Linked DNA regions of Homo sapiens: region 1 is linked to region 2. Evidence: chromatin contacts called from ENCODE Hi-C data. All regions are on one chromosome and are shown on one strand. The core of a region is the stretch at or near the end of the contact, and the rest is flanking DNA. Distances in the headings are between cores, read along the strand shown.

Evidence for each region. Hi-C counts contacts between places; a loop is a spot of excess contacts on that map. Pooled maps may share reads with other maps.
Region 1: a map of PC-3 shows a loop between it and region 2 (6-fold over the local background). The contact joins two enhancer-like sites. A Hi-C loop is called at or near these places in 1 of 168 maps with a recorded cell type or tissue (PC-3) and 1 of 50 pooled maps.

The regions. Positions count from the first base shown.
Region 1 is chr6:129,368,470-129,372,295 of GRCh38, reverse strand. LAMA2 (laminin subunit alpha 2) reads right to left here. Exons shown (of 65, transcript NM_000426.4): 34 at 2,306-2,404. Among named protein-coding and RNA genes, the nearest start is that of ARHGAP18, 340 kb to the left of the region's middle. RefSeq lists an enhancer at 1,296-1,805. Within about 2 kb of position 1,720, at least 4 of the 41 ENCODE cell types and tissues checked have a DNase peak (open chromatin) inside an H3K27ac peak, as active enhancers do.
Region 2 is chr6:129,316,432-129,320,141 of GRCh38, reverse strand. All of the region lies in intron 27 of LAMA2 (laminin subunit alpha 2), which reads right to left. Among named protein-coding and RNA genes, the nearest start is that of ARHGAP18, 390 kb to the left of the region's middle. Within about 2 kb of position 2,106, at least 4 of the 41 ENCODE cell types and tissues checked have a DNase peak (open chromatin) inside an H3K27ac peak, as active enhancers do.

The sequences.
Region 1 (3,826 bases), core at 471-2,970, 53 kb before region 2:
GAAGCATAGAGGAGTTTTCGGGCAGTAAAACTTTTCTATATTTTACAACAACGGTGGACACATGTCATAATGCATTTTTCCAAACCCATAGAATGTACAATACCAAGAGGGAACCCTAATGTAAACTATGGACTTTGGGTGATGAGGAGGTGTCAACTTAGGTTTATCGACTATAATAAATGTACCATTCTGGTGGGGAAGGTTGTGGGGGCAGGGAGTAGATATGAGAACACTCTGAACTTTACACTCAATTTTTCTTTGAACTTTAAGCTGTTCTAAAAAATAAAGTCTGTTTAAAAAACATAGCATGAGACAATCTGCTGGAAAGGGTAAAGAGTATAGGTTGAGACATAATAAAGATCTGACACTCTTAATGAAATACTTCTTGTGGCCAGGTGCGGTGGCTCATGCCTGTAATCCCAGCATTTTGGGAGGCCAAGGCAGGCGAATCACAAGGTCAGGAGTTCAAGACCAGCCTGACGAACATGGTGAAACCCGTCTCTACTAAAAATACAAAAAAAATTAGCCAGGTGTGGTGGCACACACCTGTAATCCCAGCTACTTGGGAGGCTGAGGCAGGAAAATCACTTGAACCCGGGAGGCGGAGGTTGCAGTGAGCCAAGATCGCACCACTGCACTCCAGCCTCGGCGACAGAGCAAGACTCTGTCTCAAAAAAAAAAAAAAAAAGAAATACTTTTTGTGTCTCTAACGTCAGATCATTAGACTATACTAAGCCAATGAGGGCAAGGACTGCGCAGTTTTGCTCACACTTCTATCCCCAGTGTCATAATTCCTAGAACATGAGAGACTCCCAAAAAGTATTAGTTAAGTGAATGAATGAATGAAATGCCATTTATTACATGAAATTTTTTCTAATTACCCCTAAGCAGATGAAATTATTCTATTATTAAATATTTCTCCAGAATTTCTTCCGACTTTATTTTATTTCATGTTTTATTATATACCTGCATGCAGTTGTCTAATATGGTCCTCCATACACTTAAATGCTGATGTACACACACACACACACACACACACACACACACATCTCAAAGTTCTTTGAAGACAGATTGAGCCTCATTCATATTTTTCATCTGCCAACACGTAACTTAGGCTTTGTATGTTATGAACATTTATGTGTGCTTGTTAAATTGATTTATTCTACCATGACCTGTTAGAAAATTCTTATTTATAACAAATATGAATTATTTCATATTAAATTAATATGAGATAAATGCACTCAATTTAATCTAATGTCTACATACATTTGGCAAGAAACTCCGTGTTGTATCTGTACATTCTATATTGTTGCTATGAGATTCTGAAAAAGTGTTTAGTATGCTATTGTAACATCAGGGCCGTTGTTTAGCATTATGTGCTCAGAAGCCTATTTGATTTTCCTGTGGATATTTTCCTAAACCGACAGCAGGCTATGTAGAAAAAGTACTGGGCCAGTGGGAATCTTGAGACTGGGTCCAGCTTAAGTCCCTGAGTTTAGCAAATTGTATGGCCATTGTTAATTCGTTTCACTGTCATGGCCCGAGGCAGCTCTTCTTTAAAATACAAAGTGGACTCGATAATCCCCAGGAACCTTCTAGCTCCAATACTCTTTATCATTTAAAGCTCTTAGATAATCAAATTAAATCCGTACTTTGCAGCCCCGTTTCTAGCTTCATGCATATTTCTGGCCACAAGATGGCGGGCTTTATGTTGTTTTCTTCATTCTCTAACTGCAAAAAGTTTTTAATACCATCGCAGTTTTGAAAATTTAAAATTTCCAATTCTTTAAAAAGCCTGATAAATGCAACATGGACTTTACATTCTGACTTTAAAAAGTGTCTTAAGCACTTTGGAGTCTCACAATAGAGAAGATTTCCTCTTTTGTGTGGAAAGACTGATTTACACTGTATTTCTATACTAATGCAAAAATCCCACGATGAGATGAAAGAGACCACAAGCATTTTCATTTGTTTTTCTTTCTCTTTACACAATCAAAGATAGTGCTTTTGGAAATCAGAACAGATACAAACTTTACCACGGAGGCTACTGAATAAAGTTCTCAAAATACACTGTCATTCTGGACTTTTTAGCCATTGACAATTTCCAGGTATCCCCAATTTTTCTGCGTGCTACTGATTTCTATGATTTGATTTGAAGCAGAATTAGCAAGTCAGAATACATCTATTTTATATACCAAATTGGGAATTAGGAAGAAGGTGATTTGCATTTCAGAACTTTGAAGTAATTTTCCTTCATTGACATAATCTATCTGCTTTCAGAAGATTCATAATTTTGCCACCTTACCCTGGTCAGCAGCTCGTTCATTTCGGTCACGAGTGTATTCAGATTGCCCTCTGCCAGCTGAATAAGCCTCTCTGGGGCCCGCTGAGGTGACAGCAAGTGCTGAAAAAGATTCCATCCCATAAACATTTTTAGTAAATGGCCTTGCAGTGATAGTGTTCGACAGAACACATTTTTGTATATAAAAGGAACTTAGCCTTCTCACCTTCAAAGAAAAGATAAGGAAACTATTTCAACTGGGCACTTACACATTGAGTGTCATGCCAAATATTCAGGCAAATAATAAAAATTGCAGTGACTTATTGAGAAATTACTATGTGCCAGGCTTTTTATGTTTTGTTTTTTCATTTAATTTTCACAACAGCTCTATGGGGGGTAAGCATTATTCCATTTCATGAAAGAGCAAACTGTCTTGAAGACAGTTAAAAATGTGCACGAGATCACACAGTCAGTAAGGGGTAGAGTTAAGATAAACTCCTTGCCTGGCCCATTTAAGGCTCCCATTCCAATTAACAGAGACACAGATCACAGGTAAAAAAGAGAACGGCAGGCCTTAACATAGAGACCTGGCTAGGCGCTAACTAACTGGCCTGTCCTCGGTGTTGCTAGGAACTGGCCTAACAGCAGGGCCATATTTTTTTCCTATGGAACATAAATAATCTCATAGGACACTAAATTAGACAAGGTCACTCTGAACCAGTGATGAATGAAACAGAAAAAAAGAGACTACCCTGTAATGTCTAAGCGCAGACAAAACCATAGCGGGTTTTGTGTAGACCACAAAACTACCCCAACCTCCCATTTCCTGGCTAATATGAATGAACACTGCCTCCTTATTAATCATAGCTTTATCCTCCCTCTGTTCTTCCTTCCCTCTAGATAGGATTCACAAAATACTCACAGAATTACTCCCACTTCTGAATAGCACCCAGTTGAGTGCTAACCTTAAGTTATCTAGCACAGCCTCAAATACTAGAAGTTATTCCTAACACCTTCTTATTGAGACAGCCCACAATTCCCCCATGGTGTTCAGTGCCCCTTGTTGCAACAAGTTAATAAATCCCACTTTGTTCCATCACATGTGTGTCCTTGATGGTCTTTGGCTGAAGCTTGGGGAGCACTGACATAGTTAAAGAAATTGAGCAAAGAGGTGAAATAACTTAAGTTTTTATAATACCAGAAGGTGATCCTCAGTATACAAATGTCAAGTGAATGATGGAAGAAGAACAAAATAAAAAATCAAGAAAGACTAGAATTTAAGGATAATCCAGGTCATCTGGATCAATATCCAGCCAGAAGTGGATGGGTCACTGAATCCCTTGGCTTAGAAGATGTTCACAAATTGGAGCCTCTTCTATAGGATCCTCTTTACTTCATCATCCATTGCTTAAGTATTAGTTTTAAAATGTTTCATGTTCAACTAAAATGTTTGCTTTTCTAGTTTAATTTATTTTTCTGTATTCTCTCCATATACAAGGAAAATAACTGATCGGCATTCTTTTCATTAAAACTCTTCACTTCCCT
Region 2 (3,710 bases), core at 857-3,356:
TATTTATTTGAGACAGAGTCTCACTCTGTCACCCAGGCTGGAGTGTAGTGGCATAATCTTGGCTCACTACAACCTCCGCCTACCAGGTTCAAGTGATTCTCCTGCCTCAGCCTCCTGAGTAGCTGGGATTACAGGTGTGCAACACCACGCCCAGCTAATTATTGTATTTTTAGTAGAAACTGGGTTTCATCATGTTGGCCAGGCTGGTCTTGAACTGTTGACCTCAAGTGATCTGCCTGCTTTGGCCTCCCGAAGTGCTGGGATTACAGGCATGAGCCACTGAGCCCAGCCCTTATTACTTTCTTAATAACATTTTCTTTTCTCTAGCTCACTTTATTATAAGAATACAATATATAATACCCACACAAATATATGTTAATCTACTATGTTATCAGTATGGCTTCTGTTCAACAGGAGGCTATTAGTAGTTAAGTTTTGAAGGTATCAAAAGTTATATGTGGATTTCTGACTGCATGAGGTGGGGTTGATGCTCCTAACCACCATGTTGTTCAAGGGTCAACTATATTTATTTAAACAATGTGATATTTTGATACATAGATAAGTTGTGGGATGATTAAATCAAGATAATTAACATTGTTTTGAAGCTGTTTAAATTTCTGGGGCTCATGTACCAAATCCTAATATTGCATTTTTGCTTCCTCAAATGTTAAGAGTACATATTAGCAAAATATTCACATAAATCATAAGAAGTTTAGTATATTGGATGTCTGATATCCTGTTGAAAAGTTATTATAAAGATATTCCCCCCACTTTTTAAAATGTGAGTGGCTTCAGGTAGACACGGCCAATTAATTAGACATTTATATTCTTGCAAACAGACAACCCAAGGTCATTCCCCATTCAATTATTTCGTACAGGCACTGGTGAAATTGCTTTGAATTTACTACTATCCCAAATTTCTTCTTCCCAATGCTCTGAATGACCTTTCAGGAACTTTAGAAAACCACCTAGAAAATAATGATCACGCATAATCTAATAATATTGATTTCTTTCTGAGGATAATGTTTCAAAATAATATTTTCTTAACTTTATTAAATAATTCCTTCAAGTAACTTAACTCACCTTTTCTGATGGTGAAATAGTCATTATAATTGAAAAGAAAATCATAATTGAAAATAACATATTAATACCCTTTTCATTAAAAAATAAATGTAGTCCATAAACTGGGACTATTTTATGATGGACTAACTGGTAACACAAACATGTTTGGGAAATAAACTTTAAAATGTGACAATGAATAGTTTTGCTTCAAATAAAAGTTACCTCCAGGAGTTTAAGGAGTTTGAGTCATAAACTTTATAACAAGCATAGGTAGGTTTTATTGAAACTGAATTATGAATGCATGTTCTTTGCTAGCATTGTAATCTGCACTCTGAAGATTGGTCTTGATGAAACACACATTCAATTAAAATTCAGGTTTCACTCTCTGCTCCCTGTAAGTACACACAGTGGTGGTGAGCTGTAAGCAAACCACTCCCCTTCTGCAAGAAAAACTTCTCCCTTATGTTCTCTGGGCTCTCTGTGGGAGTAAGAAGGTAACTTTGCATTGGCATCTCCATGGAATTTTATAGCCCGAGGAGCTACTGGCTTCATTCTCCTTTCTCTTGCACATGAATGCACATAACAGACCCGCAAGTGTTTACAAATCAAGTGAAGCTTGAATGGCAGCAACAACAAATATTTCTGCAATACACCATTTTTTTTTTCAGGGGATTAGAGAGCAATGGCTTTGATTGCATCAGGGATTTGGCCAAACTCCAGCTTCCATTTAAATAACTACTGAAATGCAAAAGTTGCTATTTCCTTAAATTAAACTTTATAAAAGGAAACAAAAGCAAAGAAAAAAGATAATGCCAGCACTGATACAATGTACAAAGTTCAAACCTCAAACAGAATATAAACTCTTAAACTCTCTGCTTTTGAGATTTAAATTTATAATTGAATAAATAAAGATACAAGGTTATTTTAATTACTTTAGGGGGACTATTCAAACCTTTTAAAAACCTTTGCCACAATTCCACTGCCTTACAAAATCAAATGCTGATGACAGCTTTATTTGTTCTTAGCATTGTGAGACTATGACCCCAGTTTTTACTGAGATTAGGAAAAATGTATTCTAAAGTTTCAAAAAAACGGTCACTTAAACCAAAAGATCTCATTTGGTGAGGTATGTAAAACAGTGTGACAAAAGAAAAAGACATAGGGCGGGAAAAAAAAAAAAGACAAAGTGTCACAGTGTAGGAAGGTGAAATTGGTGTGAGAGAAGCAAAGAAAGTATAATTAAAGATGAATGACAATATTGTTTCTATCAGTTCCACTAACAAGATGTTCTGTTTACTACCAAACTCTTTTACTGCAGTACAGAACCATTTGCAAAATAATCTATTTGCAAACTCACGAAATTACCTGCTATTTTCTAAGACATGCAAATCTGCTATGGCTTCTGCCACCTAATTTACATGTGATATTCTAAAATAATTAACAGTATAGATAACAGCGTTTTTTAAGTATATTTTTTTTATTATTTCATATAAAAATAATCTCCTGTTATAGTGAGAAATATCAAAAGGAAACCCAAGGAATACATATATAAAAGTGAATTTTGGTCCTTAATTTACTCTTTTACTAAAAGTCTCTACATCAATCAGAAAAGCATTATGGATCTTCTGCATGAAATAAAAGGTTTTCTGCTGTCTTGTGTGCTTATTCCAGTATAAACATTTGAAAAATAGTATTTTTATATTCATTAGTTGGCCATTGAGAGACTTCATAATTTTTCTGTTTTGCTTTCCTAGGCAGGTCTAATAATTTATTATATAAGACTATTTACAAACATATATCGATTCTATATTCTCATAGAATGTAACAGAGACTGACATGAAAGAGAAATTGAGGTCTCCTATATGAACTCAGTTCAACTTTCTGCCTCCATGGTATGAAACTTACCTAAATCTGTATGATTTCTCATTTTATCCCATTGGATAAGGTGAACCGTCTACTCAAAGAATATGACCATGAGGGTCCATGATGTGGAAGTCTCCTGGTTCCTCTATTAGTTATTCTCTCTTTATTTTATATTTCAATATTTTCCTCATTACTAATCCATTCCCATGTTCTGTAAACATACTCTTTCAAATTAAACAATCATCTTTTTACTTTTGACAATATGTTATTCCTTCTTTTTACAATTATATTCATGGAAAATAATAGTTTACACTCATAATATTGGGCTCATGTGTCACATTCTTTCTTTAAAAGCTTGAGATTAATTCTGCCCCAGGACACTGAGACCGGTATCATGAATGTTACCAGTGTGGTCCTAAGTGTCAGACCCAACAAGCCTCATTTCAGTTGGCCAATTTTGGTCATAAGAAAACACGGAATACTCCCTTGAAGTATTCCCATCATGTAGGTTCGACAACATTGCATTCATTCTTGCTGTTCTGTGTGATTTTTTTCAAAGTGATTCAGAATCATTTCTCAACATGATGCATAGGGAAAATGACAACATTGTATGGCACACTGGGGTGAACAGATTAGAATGCTCACAGTTGGAGGAGACTGGACCAACTTGGCCCTGCCTGGTTCCCCTGATGGGTGAAGAGGTCACTTTCTCAGCACTTTTATAATCCATTTATACCACAACAGTTAATTTTACCTGATCTACAGTATATGATCTCTTGAATTTA